2 separate regions of the Homo sapiens genome follow, and region 2 is linked to region 1. The links are chromatin contacts, found by Hi-C or POLR2A ChIA-PET in ENCODE. All regions are on one chromosome and are shown on one strand. Each heading gives the region's core, a stretch centred on a gene start or an enhancer-like site at or near the end of the contact. The rest is flanking DNA. Distances are from core to core; before and after follow the strand shown.

Region 1 (7,438 bases), core at 2,645-5,144:
ATGGGTGCAAATAAGAATGGTGGTAGATAATCCATTTTGGAGGTGGCAGTGACAAGCAATATCCAGCTTGTTACAGTGCTAGAGGAACAAGCAGCAGTGCCTAGTGCCCAAGGCTGCATTGGGTGCCAGCTGCAGTGTCTAGCATTTGCTAGAAGAGGTGGCTGGAAGAGGTGAACTGTTTTGGTAACATGGTTTTGCCTGCCGTTCTGGCTGCCAGCCTCCCTTTGTCTCCACCTGTGTTCTGAGGCTGGCTCTTCAGTCTTCCCAGAGTTTTGGTGAGCTCCCCAAGATACTTTCAGTAAATTGCTTTGCTTCTTAAATAATGTAGTGTTGATTTATATTACTTGCAATTAAGAACCTTGACTCAAAGGAGAGACAAAGAAAAAGATGATGATGGAGGGGTAGATTAGAACCAGATTGTCAGGAGCCTTCAATAATAATAATAACAATAATAATAATAATAATAATAATAATAATAATATTATTTTTAACACAAGGTCTTGCTCTGTTGCCCAGGCTGCAATGCGGTATTGCAATCAGAGTCCCTGAAGTCTCAAACTCATGGACTCAATTGATCCTCCCGCCTCTGCCTCCCGAGTAGCTGGGACTACAGTCATGTACAACCACACTTGGCTAATTTTTTAATTTTTTGTAGAGACAGGGTTTCGCTATGTTGCCCAAGCCGGTCTTGAACTCCTGGGCTCAAAGGATCCTTCTACCTCAGTCTCCCAAGTGCTGGTGCTACAGGTGTGAGTCACTGTGCCTGGGCAGCCTTCCATAATTATTAAGAAGTTTGGGCTTTGTCCTGAAGGCAAAGAAAACTCATTGAATAATTTAAACAAAGATAAAGGTAATCAGTTCAGGGTTCTTAAATTATTTTTTGGTAGTAGTGTAAAGGATACTCAGGATGAAGAGATTGCAGAGAGATAGAAAATGGAGATGGGGGCCGGTTAGGAGGATGTCATGGTAGTTTAGGTGACAAATGATGATGACAAAAAATCACAGTGAGAGAAAAGCTGGAAAGAGTAGGGTGAATTAAAAGATATTTAGGAGATAGGCTGTCCGGGAGTTGATGACTGGATTGAAGGGAACAAGACAGTGAAGAATCAAGATGACTTCAAAATTTCTTGAGTGAATAGATGGATGGTGATGCCATTGATTGAGTTAGAAAGGACAAAAGAAGAAATGGGTTTTTGAGAGAAGAGAGTTTGAGGCGTGCTGAGTTTGAGATGCTCTTATCCAGATGGAGATGCTCACTAAGCCGATAGAAAGATGGAACAAGGATTCAGCAGAGAAGTACAGACAAAAGGAGCCGATTTGGGAGTCATTATTGCAGTGTTGGGTGAAGCCAAGAATGTAGAGGAGAGTCTCAAGGAGAGGGAAAAGTAGGAACATTGGAACACAAATTGGAAGACCCTATACTGACATGGAGCACTTATTGGTTAGGACTTTGTATATGATGCTGTGGATGCCTACATGGCCTTCTCATGACCTCTGTGGTCAATCCAATTGGCTCTGGATTTTCATACACCCCCTACCTCTTGCCACATCTCAACAACATTCACTGTTCCACTATGCACCTCCTTCAAGCACCTGTGACTCTCTGCCTCTCGTTCCACAAGTAGGGCAGGCCAGAAATGTCAGGGAGTGAATGTCTGTGGGAGCAGCCCTTGGGCAGGCAGGGTGAGCACTGGAGGATGGATATCCTTCCTCATGTGGAATGACTTGGAGGCCTATTCTACCCTCTCCAGAGTTACTCAGCAGGATTGACTGTCGGTTGCTCACAGTGATAAACTATTGTGGCTTTCTGGGCTTCCTGTTGTCTTCCCATTCCCCCAGTGGTACTTCTTGGAATCACCTCCCCAGTAAACAACTTATACTTAAATCCCTGTCTCAGGATCTGCTTCCGGAAGAATCTGAACTAAGACAGCCTTCTTGTTCTCCCCAGTCTCTTGAGGGTGAACGATTTGAAATGTATAAACTGCTTATATCCTTCTGCGTCTGCTGCCATATTCTTTGTTTTACCTTCTGCCGTCTTCTCTCAATGCTACCCTTCTATAATCTCTCAAAACAAACATGGAATTATAAGTGAGTCCCCTTAACTCAAGAGACACCAAGGGATAACAGACACCTGGATAGAAAGTCCCTCTTCTATTCTAGGAAGCAGATGTAATGATAATCATATTTTGTATTTACTAAAAATCTTTCCTTCTGAGGAGTTCAAAGTGTTCCTTATGTATCCCCTGTGGGTAAGAGCAGGACTGACTTCTAGCACAGCTGTCAATTATGTAAAGTGTAAATGATATGAAACTGGGATTTAGAAACCATCCTGTTTCCCCTTCAAGTGGCCTTCTCCCTGTTCCCTTGCACTGGGGCCCCTCCCTGCTGTTCCATTTCTGTTGTTACCCCCACTGTGTTCCTTCCCATAGTGACTTGCTCTTAACCATCTTTCAACCAATCTCCACTTCCAGGGTGACTATTGATACTATTAACATGACATTTTCCCCAGGAATATTGGCATTTCAATAGGATACACTTACAAACAGAACATTTTAAAAAATGAAACTGAATAGAAAGATCATAGGCAAATAAGAACTTTCATTCATAGATGGTATTAAGCCTTTTGTAAATCTATATGATTTCAAATTGACTGATGGGGAACTTTCGAGAGGAAAAATACACGTGTTTGGAGTTCCAGCCATTTGTTTCAGGGATGAGTTGAAAAAACAAAAATGAAATGATAAGATTCCATGGAAAAAGTTCTGTGCATGTGATTACCCAAAGTGAGTTAAACTTGTGTGTTTTAGATTAAGCTTTATTGAGTATTTACTGTGCATAAAGCACTGGAGTGGGAGAATGAAGAAGCAGGAACACATCTCCTGTCTTCACGGATCTTCCTTATGACAGCTTCCCTGTAGGTCAGGGTTGAGGAATGATGACCTCAGTTCACAAAATGAGCTCCAAAATCAGCCTGCAAGAGTGGTGGGGACTTCAGATCTGGTAGGAATCAAGAACATCTGCCTGGATTAAAGAAGATGCTGCACTTCCCATTAGAAGGGTTTAAAAAGGTGTCTCCTTTTCCTTAAACTCAGAACTCAGGATGAAAGAGTATAGCACACATAGAGGGTAAAAAAAAGCCACTTCCTCCCACAACCTTTTCCCAACAATAATGGTAGTGAGAGGTTACAAAATCCTCCCTAAAGACATCTCCTTTACCAAATGTACTTCACTAAAGAAAGATATTGATTGAAAAATGCACAAATATATTGTTTTCTTCTCCCATTCTCAAATATGAAACATCAACTGCAGGAAAAAAAATATTATGCCAGCAACTTAGCAACACAAACAACCAACTTCAAACCAAAGAGGGAATTTTCCTGTCTAGGGAAGAGGGGCTCGTATCTTTGCTGGGTACAACCGAGCCTTCCTGTTAGAGACAACTGTTAAATCTTGCCTCTCAAGACTGGAACAATTGCTTTGTTAGTCCAATGACCCAGAATGTACTCCGCAGAAGGTTTATTTTCAGAATCTTTGAAGGCTAGAGAAGCAATCATCCTGTGTTGGGGCTTTCTATGTCCCCAGGCCTTCCCTGGCCAAATTGATTCAAACTCTGTGAAAAAAAAAAAAAAGTATTTTTTTTTCCGGAGACCATAACAACAATTTCCATAAAGAGGTCCAGATGTTTAATTTTTCCAAAAGAAATTTTAACAAAAACAAAATAAAAGTAACTGAGGAAGGATCATTTTTCCATTGACTTCTTAACCCAAATGGGACTGGTTACGCCAGTCAAAACCACGATTCACTTCCCCTGAGCACTCATCTTTTCGGCTCTTCTTGTCTCTGCCTTGACACAGGTGACTTCCCAGAATGCTGCTGGCCAGGCGCTTGCAGCTGCTGCATTTAATTTCAAGAAGCTGTTTTTCAAAGGCCAGCTGTGGACAGCTGTTGGTTGTCACACTTTCTCTCTAGCACTCTGGGTCTAATAATAAGTAGAACATGGTTTCATCAGTTTGAGCTACATTTTCCTAAGTCAGTTAGGAAATCCCCTCATCCAGCAGCCTGCAAAAACAAAGGCAGCTTGAGAAAGAACAGGTTTTCAGATAGGCATCGATCCATTCATATCTCTTGTAAGAGAGAGAATTAACTGAGTTAGGTGATCAGAGTGGGAACCAGCAGTTTAAAATAGCTTCAATCTTGTCATAAAGTCATGTTTTGGAGTTTCTTTTTCTCTCCAAAAAAGTTAGGAAGCTGAGCTTAGGAGGGGTTTCTCCTCCTGAAGCTTCTAAATTTTCTTATGATTTTTACGAAGATGAATTTCTGTGGACATAGTGAAGGTCCAGGCCTCTCTGTGAGCCGTAGGGTACCTGGACACCTACCTGGGCCTTTCTGCCATGCGGCACCATAAAAATAAGAGATGCCTGTGGGTGTCCCATAGCTTGTTTAGTTAATGCAATGGCTCATAACTAAAATGCCAGTTTAACCACCAGTTTGTTTTGCTGGTGTTTGGTTTATACATAAACATGAGTGGGAAGGGACCAACATTTTTTTTAAGTACAAATTTTATTTTTATTACTGCTGCTTTGTTTTTTGTTTCAAAGGGATGGCATGGACTCAGGGTACAACAGCTGTACTCAGCCCAGCTGGAAGGCCCCGGATTTTGAACTATTTCTTAAAAAGGGGTTGTGTGTTGAACATTCAAGTGTTGTTAACCATCTCTATTTTATTTTCCCTACAGCTCCTTGTAGAGCAGAATCCAAGACCACCTCCAGCTCAGACAGATGGAAGGGTTGGGGCTGAGGGAGCTGGCAAAGGCAATTTAGACCAGGACAGCTCATGAGGATTTGAGCATCTCCCCGAGAGGCCTTCTTAGGTGCTTTTATTATCCAAGAGCACATTGAAGTTTTGTCTTTGAGTTCCTCCTGTCCTCTCCCTAGCTCATGGATTGCATCACTGGGGGGTAAAGTTTGTCCAGTCTGGCCCAGCTTCTTACTATGTTGTGTTTATCAGGCATGATAGTGGAACAATCTGGAACGATAACACGTAACAAACACGTACTCAATAAATACTAACCAACTTACATGTTGGATTACAAAATGATTGGAAGGATTCATGGGTCTTCCTAAGAGAAAAAAACTCAATCTCTGCTACGTTCCAAGGCCAGTTTGATTTCTTTAAAAAAGATCAAACACACAGGCCTAACCCCAATCAAAATCCAATTCCCAAGTTGAACCTGGAATGAGATAGGTCCCTCTGAATTGGGCTTGAGAGGCACTGAATTCTCTTCCTTGTTTTTTATTCACTTAAATCCTAAAAGTACGTGAGATCTTTTATCAAGTTAAAATCCTGAGTGTTGATTTTTTAAATATTGTTTTTTATAGAGGTGGAGTCCCAGTATTTTGCTCAGGCTGGCCTCGAACCCCTGGCCTGAAGTGTTTCTTCTTCCTCAGCCTCCCAAAGTGCTGGGATTACAGGTGAGAGCCACTGCAGCTGGACTAAATCCTGAGTTCTGAGTGTTTTGAGTTACAGTAGTCATTCAGTGATAAACATGCTCTCTGAGGATATATTTGAACCCAGATGACATAATTTAGTAACATCTTAGAAGACTGATTTCTCCAAATGATCTTATCATTTCTCTTAGACCAGAGGGAATCAAGGTTCCTGTGGGGCAAAATGGGTTCCTACTGAGAACTCTGGCCTAAGCCCAGGATATTTCTTGACCATAGGTTGTTGTGTGTGGAATCAAGGGGGTTAATCCAAGAAGCAGCATCTTAGGAAGGAGACAAAGGCGAGGCCGACTTCTTAGTGAGTTGTCCATTTGAAGAGGCCAAGAAGTCAGGGGAAAATCTATGTACATGTGAACGAGATGAAAAACAGAGATTCGCCTAGAGTGAAAGACCAAAACAGAATAAGTGACAAAGCTGAGAAATAGCCTGAATGGTGAGAAGGTAATGGAAGCAACATTTTATGGGGTGGTAGTGGTTTTGGGTGTGGTCTGGGAGGGAACCATTAAATGCTCCGAATTGGTGTAAACGCCTCTTAAATGTGTTTCTAGGAAAAACAGATTGGAAAATCAATTAACTAAGAATAATGAGAAGATGAAAACAATGAGCAGGATCAAAAGAACCAGGGAAAGAAGAGAAATAGAGTTAGAAAGTGGCTCATCCTACTGGAATAAAAACATCTCATTGTATACAAATGATTTGGTGGGAGTACAATCAAGCTTCCAGAATAAGTACTTCTATTTTCCTACCAGTGTGGACAGACTGTAAGGGATAATCCTGGGTTATTTGGAAGGAGTAGCAGTATTAGTGTCCTGAAGGTAAACTATTCAATAATAGCTTTTGCCCTGGAGGGCAAACACTTCAATTTTATTTTACTTCATTTCATTGGATTTTTTTTGTTGGGTGGTTAGAATTCTTTATTTTTTTAAAATGCAAAGAGCTGTGCATAATTAATGTACACAGTTTGAGGGTGAAGATAAGCACATACCACCACCAGGACACCATTACCACAATCTATGTCATAAAAGCCGATCACCTCCAAAGTTTCCTCCCACTCTCTTATTTATTCAGATCTATACTCTTAGCAAATTTTTAAGCATGCAATACAGTATAGCAAACTATAGGTACTACGCTGTCCAGTAGATCTCTAGGACTTATTCATCTTGTGTAACTGAAACTTCATACCCTTTGACTAATACCTTCCTGTTTTTCCTACCTCCTGCCTCTAGCAACTATCATTACAATCTCTGCTTCTATGAGTTTGACTTTTTTTGATTTGTCATTATTTGATGTTTATAGAGCTTTTTCTGTAAGTTACTAAGTAGGAACTCTACTCAAGATTCTGGGCATATCAAGTGAAAACCTAAATACCCGTTGATCTAACTTACAGTGATTGAAGATAACTTGAAGGTAGGATACAGGAAGTTGTTGCTTCATGATTGCATTTACTAGATGTTTTCATATTTGTAGCACTTCTTTCTGTCTGATATAGATAGGTTATTAATTTCAACTTATTTTGTCTACCAGTACCTTTAATACGAATCCAGTTCTGTGCCTTAAAATGCATATTTTACCTTAATTTATTTCTATGTTAATTTAAACATTAATGTAGATCTATTTTTTCTGATTAAAAAAGAAATTTGCTCATGAAAAATACCTCTAAATGATATAAAGGTATATAAAGTCTTCACTAATCACCACTAGGTAACAATTGTTCACAGTTTAGGTCAATTTTCATGGAGCACCTCCTACATATGCTGTCTGGGCCAAGGTCTGGGGATAAAACATCAAATAGGGCACAGTTGCTGCCTGTTTGTTTGCTCATTGTCTATAGATGCTCTTGCACAGCTATGGCATAGTTGAGCAGTTGCAGCAAAGCTCTGGCCCACAAGGCCTCAAATATTTATTATCTGGCCCTTTACAGAAAGAGTTTAATA
Region 2 (7,438 bases), core at 3,664-6,163, 38 kb after region 1:
ACTTTTCTTTTGCTGCTTTTAAAATTCTCTGTTTTTGACTTTTGACAGTTTAATTATAATGTGCCTCAGTGGGGATGTCTTTGGGCTGAACCTATTTGGGGATCTTTGAGCTTCATGTGTCTGGATGTCCATACGTCTTCTGAGAGTTGGGAAGTTTTCAGCAATCATTTTATTAAACAAGCTTTCTGTCCCTATTTTTGTATCTTCTAGATGTCTCATAATGCAAATGTTTGTTCACTTAATGGTGTCCCAAAATTCCTATAGGCTGTCTTCATTCTTTTTCATTCTTATGCTTTTTTCCCCACTGATTGGGTAATTTCAAAAGACCTATCTTCAAGGTCAGATCCAGTATGTTATTGAAGCTGTCAATAACAATAAGACATTTTTAAAAAGTTTTTCTTATTTATCGCTTAGTTTATTTTGTCTCTTTTTCTTTTGGCCATTTTGAAACTAACTGCTTAAAATAAAAAAGTTCTTCTGATCAGTTTTTTTGTTACTTTATTTAAAAGTTTATTTGGAGAAATTTCATAAAATAAAAAACTTTGGAATGTCTGTGGATACCAACTTTTCATGCTATTTCATTGACCCTTATTATGAAAAATCATTTATAAGTTAAATTCTTATTTTTCTTGAATTTATTTTTAAAATCTCTGGACCTCAGGTGTTGTGTTTCAAAGTTGTGACTTTGCTACCTAAACATATTTAATTCAACATACAACTTGTTATATTGCAATTGCTTATTGCAGCTTTTCTTACATAAGATAAATACTAATCAATGATTATAACAAAATAAAATAACATTTAGTATTTGTTTAAAACTTATGCCTTGTCTCTAGAAGAGGAACTTCTTTAAAAGTAAGTCTTGGTGCTATATTGAGATATAGTTGTGAATTCTTCGTTTTTTCTCTGTTTTCTGTGGAGGATTTGTAGACTAACACAAAGATAAATAGTAGTGAAGAGGGATAAGTAAGAATACCGTGAGATATTCAGCCAATTTCCGGTAGTGTTTGCATCACTAATTAAATGACGAATACCAAAAGTGGGAAAAAGTAATGAAAACATAGAGCTCCATTCTTGCACTCGACACTCAGGCATTTGACGTGATCATATTTAGCTTTTTCAGCAACCCTGTAAGGGATTTATTCCTCATGTTTTAGGTAAAATTCCATATCCAATGTCATACAGCTAGTAAATAATAGAACCTAGATCTGTTTCCAAAATATACAAATTTTTCTGTTTTCATTCAGTGGTCCTCCCAGATGGTAAGGCTATCAAACTGGAAAACATTTTGAAAAATAAATAGAACAAATAAGACTATACATTATGGTTATTACTGGGCTTTTAAAAAATGTTCTCTGTGTATTGTTTACTGGATTTGCTTGCAAGGGCAGGGTGAAATTAAGCAGTACATCCTGATATGGCTGTGCTGTGGAGTTAGGAATATATTTGAGTTTGTTCATGAGAAAAAGTTACATCTTTATGTGTGTATATATACAAATGTACATCTTATGTGTGAATATATAATATATTGTGTAATATAATATATTACACACATATATACATCATGTGAATACTATATTTTATGCATATTTTGGCACACACACACACACACAAATATTTAAAATTTTTTTGAGGAAAGAGATGCCGTCAAAGGGTTCACTCAAAGAAAAAATGTTTTCATTTCCACAGCCAGTGAATACCACTTAAAAATTTTCAAATGCGGCCAGGCGAGGTGGCTCACACCTGTAATCCCAACACTTTGGGAGGCCGAGGCGGGCGGATCACCTGAGGTCAGGAGTTTGAGACCAGCCTGGTCAATGTGGTGACACCCTGTCTCTACTAAAAATACAAAAATTAGCTGGGTGTGGTGGTGGGTGCCTATAATCCTAGCTACCCAGTAGACTGAGGCAGGAGAATCGCTGGAACCTGGGAGGCAGAGGCTACAGTGAACCAAGATTGTGTCATTGCACTCCAACCTGGGCGACAAAGCAAGACTCTCAAAAAAAAAAAAATTCAGATGCATAATTCCCCTTAAGAACATAGAAGAGGCCTTGAAAGAGCTGGGGATTTTCCCTTTCAACTGTCACAAGCTCCTTTTTTTTGGACAGCGACATCATGTTCTTCCTGTATGACCTCTACTTTCATAAACATGCTCATTAAATTTTTTATGAAAACTGAATATAACATTTTCTTTAAGTTAGTGAAAATGTTGTTTCTTCTGTTTTGCCTTCAAGTTTCCTAGTTTTGTAATGATGTCATCTGCTGGGTGTTAAGACATTTTGTACATGCTGAATATGCCTTACCTTTATAAAAGTTCTTCACTCTTGAGTCAATAAGATGTTGGTACTTTGTCTATAGTCAGGCATAAAAACTTGACTTTTATATTGTAGGTAAAATTCTGATGTGATGCTTTAGCACATTTTTATCAATGCTGAATAATCTACACTAACTTGTTTACTAGAATTTGTAGTCTATTTTTCTTCTTTAAAGAAAAGGATACAAAATATCAACATTAGATTTTATTCTGGGTTACTTATGAGAAGAAATGAAATGGCATAAGAAGTCTTTAGAAGACTATAAGAGAATGGGACAATGTTAAAGTCAATATTGAATGACTATCCCTGTGCTATTACTTATATTGTAAATTTTGTAAATTTTAGCCATATTCTGTTTTTTTTTGAGACAAGGTCTCACTCTGTCGCCCAGGCTGGAGTGCAGTGGCGCTATCTCAGCTGACAGTAGCCTCTGCCTCCCGGGTTCAAGTAATTCTCGTGCCTCAGCCTCCTGAGTAGCTGGGACTACAGGCGTGCACCACCACGCCCAGCTAAGTTTTGTATTTTAGTAGAGACAGGGTTTCACCATGTTGCCCAGGCTGGTCTCGAACTCCTGACCTCAAGTGATCCACCCGCCTCAGCCTCCCGAAGTGCTAGGTTACAGGTGTGAACCACCGCACCTGGCCCACATTCTTTAAGTGAAAACATTTGTGTACGTGATACTTCTTAACAGACATTTTTGTATTATTAACTTCCTCTAGGCAAATTTGAATATTGAGAACCCCCCCGGCTGTAATCCCAGCTCTTTGGGAGGCCGAGGCGGGCGGAGCAAGCCGTCAGGTGATCGAGACCATCCTGGCCAACATGGTGAAACCTTGTCTTTATTAAAATACAAAATAATTAGCCAGGTGTGGTGGTGCGTGCCTGTTATCCCAGCTACCTGGGGAGGCTGAGGCAGAAGAATCGCTTGAACCTGGGAGGCAGAGATTGAAGTGAGTCGAGGTTGCACCACTGCACTCCAGCCTGGTGACAGAGTGAGACTCAAAAAAAAAAAAAAAAAAAGCCAGAATTACAATCTTCTAACCTTATATTTAAACCTTTGCCACATAAACATTAAGATGTTTTCAGATATTCTAGAATCATAGAATTTCAAGCTGTAAAGAGTTTCAGAAATCACCTATTAATAATTTGATTTCTTTATTTTGTAGGAAATAGAACTTAGGATCAAAGAAAAGTTGAGTCGTTTTTCTAAGGCAGAACAGGATTAAGGCTGAGACATACTTCTCCATGAACACGTTTCTCCAGACTGGTGCTCTGTCCTTTGGTCTACTGTCCCTGTGATGTTTTGAATTGGTAGAAAAATGCTATGGTCAGATAAAATGAGCAGTTGAGGTCAAAATCCATACCCGTTAAGGTAAATATTTATTCCCCCACCTCCCCAGAGTTACAGTGCTCTGTTTCCAGTGGGCAAAGTTCTTTTAATAGAGTAAGTCTTGAAATCCAAATAAAGTTTGGATTTCAGTTAATAATAATGCATCAACATTGGTTCATCAGTTGTAAATGTGTCACCCATATGAGCTTAACACAAGGAAACTGGCTCCAGGGTAGAAGGGAACCCACTGTACTCTCTGAGCAGCTTTTCTGTAAACCTAAAACTCTTCTAAAATTGAAAATTTACTTACAAAAAGTATCTTTTTTTTGTAATATTAGTGGGAAATTGTTATTTTTCTTTTAGGAGTTTTCTGAGGAAGTACTTTAGATGAATGTGAAGGTGACCAGTAAAGGGAGACTATGAAGGCAAATATTGAAAGTATTTGTTTTCCTCCTCCTCCTTTCAAAGAGTATGCAGTCACAAGAGATCCAGGCGATAGATTAAAAAATATTAGAACAAGAGAGCCTTAACAATCCAAATCCAATAGTCGTTATGCTGTTAAATAGCACAATGTTGAAAATTTTTTGGTTATCATTAAAGCATAGAGGTTGAGGACATTCGAAAATATGATTCCTTCCTTAGTAGCCATTTGCTTGCAGAGATTATATTGATTGATTATGGTGCATGATTCATAGATGATAACATCTAAAGTTTTCTTTTCCATTTCAATTTTTCTCCTCCTAAAATTTAGCAAGAGTTCTTCCCATGCAGATTTTTGGATAGCTTTGGTGATATGAGCAGTTGGTTAAAGTGACAGGGACAATTCCCCACCCCTGAATTCCAGCGGTTTGTGCTACACATTACCAGGATGGTCTATTTGTAAAATCATTTGTAGCATGCTTCATATTCATCTCCATCCTCTCCCTGTTCCCAAAGTTGCATTCTATGACACAACTTTACAAAACGATTTAAATCATGGACTAATGTACATGTAGAATTCAAATAAATCTCCAAGTAAGCCTAGGCCTCTTTGTGCAGGGCTTTGTTTTTAACTGGCTCAAGTCCCTCGCTGTGCCAAATGGTATGACAGCTAGCAGACTTGTTTATCCCTTGAATGATGTGTCAACTCCAGCAGCCCCCAAACTGAGCTATAGTATTACATGGGTGTTGTTTTTTCATGTGAAATCGTCTGTCAGCATTGACTCTGAAGTCAGCAGCAACTTCTCCCTTCATGTTCTCACAAAGGAAAATGTGAGCTGAGTGCGTAGGCTTGGATTTTCAGTCGCTTGCTCAGATGTTGTAACCATGATGACTCTTCATCTATGCATGTTATGGCTCGAGAGCCTGAAAACATAACCCAGGCTTTGTCAACACTGTCAGCTGTGTGTGTGTGTGTGTGTGTGTGTGTGTTGGGGCAGGGGAGGAATTCATCCTCTGCCTCTCTGTACAGCCCCGTCTGAAAATACTTTGCTTCCTGATTCTACATACCCTACGATGGCTTGACCCCATGAATGATTTACTTGTCATACGTATTCTGGAAAAGGCAGAATATCCATAAAGGAACTGGAATCTGACTAATAAGGTAATTTATATATCCATTAAAAATATTTTTTTTGCAAATTAAAACTACAGTGAGATACCATCTCACACCAGTCAGAATGGCTATTATTAAAAAGTCAAAAAATAACTGATGTTGGTGAAGATTCAGAGAAAAGGGAACGTTTATATACTGTTGGTGGGAATGTGAAGTAGTTCAACCCCTGAGAAAAACACTAAGGAGATTACCCAAAGAATTAAAAATAGAACTGCCATTCGCCCAGCAATCCCACTACTAGGTATCTGCCCAAAGGAAAAGAAATTGTTTTACCAAAAGATACCTGCATTTACATAATCCCATATATATATATATATATTTTTTTTTTTTTTTTTTTTTTTTTGAGACAGAGTCTCGCTCTGTCACCCAGGCTAGAGTGCAGTGGCGCGATGTCGGCTCACTGCAAGTTCCGCCTCCCGGGTTCGCACCATTCTCCTGCCTCAGCCTCCCGAGTAGCTGGGACTACAGGCGCCCACCACCGCGCCTGGCTAATTTTTTGTATTTTTTTTTTTAGTAGAGAAGGGGTTTTACCGTGTTAGCCAGGATGGTCTTGATCTCCTGACTTTGTGATCCGCCTGCCTCGGCCTCCCAAAGTGCTGGGATTACAGGCATGAGCCACCGTGCCGGGCCCATAATCCCATATTTCTCAGAGAAAAAAAGACACCTGCATTCGTATGTTTATTGCAGCACTATTCACCATAGCAAAGTCAAAGAATCAACCTAAGTGTTCATCAGTGGTGGACTGGATAAAGAAAATGTGGTATGTATACACCATGCAATACTATCAGCCATAAAAAAAGAGTGAAATCACATCCTTTGCAGCAACATGGATGGAGCTGAGGCCATTGAACCTAAGTGAACTAACTGAGAAACAGAAAATCAAATATTACATATTCTCACCTGTAGGTGGGAGCTAAACAATGGTACAAATGGTCATAAAGATGGAAAAAATAGATACTGGGGCCCCCCAAAAAGGGAAAGATGGGAGGGAGGTGAGGGTTAGAAAATTACCTGTTGGGTACAATATTCACTATTTGGGTGATGGGTTCACCAGAAGCCCAAACGTCACCATAAGACAATATCTCCATGTAACAAACCAGCACCTTGTAGCCCCTGAATCTAAAATAAAATAACAAAATAAAAAATAGCTAAAAATAAAAATACATTCCTTGAGTACACATCCTGTGCTGGACACTATCTTAGGCACTCAGTAAATGACTGAGCTTGGTTATTTAACATTATAGCCTCAAAAATCTGTATCGTGCTAATATCTTCTATATGCTCTTCCACCCTTCTTCACACTGGTCTGAAGCCCAAGAGGCTGAACTACATAGACTATGAGGAAGAGCTTTTGTATTCTCTGGTCTTCAACTGTGTTGGCTAATAAAATGCACCCGGAGGAGACTGGAAGGAAAGGGGAGAGTGAGGTTGGGGTGTTTGTTGTCAGGTATCTTTCTTGGGAGGAATTGTAGGTCCTGTTAAACAGCCTTTTCCGCCCAGTCTTCCCTCTTTAGCTTCCTCCAGGCTGAGGGGTTATAACAGGGTGGTCATTACGAGCCCCAGGGTTCTGCACTATCCACCAAGCGTTCCCTACACCCTGCTCTATTGCCTTGGTAAAAAGTCCCTTGATTAGAACTTCCTCAAATTGACCTTCTGTTTCCTGCCAGCACCCTGACCGATACAGTCATGGTAAGTAATCCTGGGCACAGACCACAGCCCAGAAACTACGGCTTTCACATGGATTATTGGATTTTATTCTCTCTCAAACCCACATAAAGTAAATTCTGGTACCTTAACTGTGACAAATGAAGAAAGTGAACTTTTGAAGGCTTTGGTAACTTCCCCAAGGCCATGTAGGGAGTAAAAGGTGGAATCAGGTTCTATGACTTCTTAACCCATGTCCCAGCTCTCTTTTGTGTCTCTTTAAGTGGGTTGCAGTTCTCCATCGCTGTCATTAACATGCAGCCAGGACAGAATGTCCATCATGCTTTGTTACATCTATATCTCAACATCATGAACTCAGTTCTATTTCTATTCAGTCTTGAGATATGGAAGTAAGAATATACAATTACTTTGGTTAATTATTACAGTTCTGGATTTGAATCCCTGGAACATAAGTATAAAAGAAACCCTGGATCATTAGGATAAATTTAGTTACATGGCATATCAGTGGATTTAAGGGCTTATTCTCCTACTGCA

The links. A loop is a pair of places that touch in the nucleus more often than their neighbours do. ChIA-PET counts read pairs that join two places held with the same protein, here RNA polymerase II (POLR2A). Pooled maps may share reads with other maps.
Region 2: a map with no recorded cell type shows a loop between it and region 1 (7-fold over the local background). The contact joins two enhancer-like sites. A Hi-C loop is called at or near these places in 2 of 168 maps with a recorded cell type or tissue (PC-3 and chondrocyte), 7 of 37 single-sample maps with no recorded cell type and 5 of 50 pooled maps. POLR2A ChIA-PET finds 5 or more read pairs at or near these places in 5 of 52 experiments (AG04449, AG04450, K562 and 2 more).

Annotation. Positions count from the first base shown.
Region 1 is chr12:27,858,062-27,865,499 of GRCh38, forward strand. No RefSeq gene overlaps it. Among named protein-coding and RNA genes, the nearest start is that of MANSC4, 82 kb to the left of the region's middle. Within about 2 kb of position 3,895, at least 5 of the 41 ENCODE cell types and tissues checked have a DNase peak (open chromatin) inside an H3K27ac peak, as active enhancers do.
Region 2 is chr12:27,894,543-27,901,980 of GRCh38, forward strand. No RefSeq gene overlaps it. Among named protein-coding and RNA genes, the nearest start is that of PTHLH, 74 kb to the right of the region's middle. RefSeq lists an enhancer at 6,733-6,782. Within about 2 kb of position 4,914, at least 3 of the 41 ENCODE cell types and tissues checked have a DNase peak (open chromatin) inside an H3K27ac peak, as active enhancers do.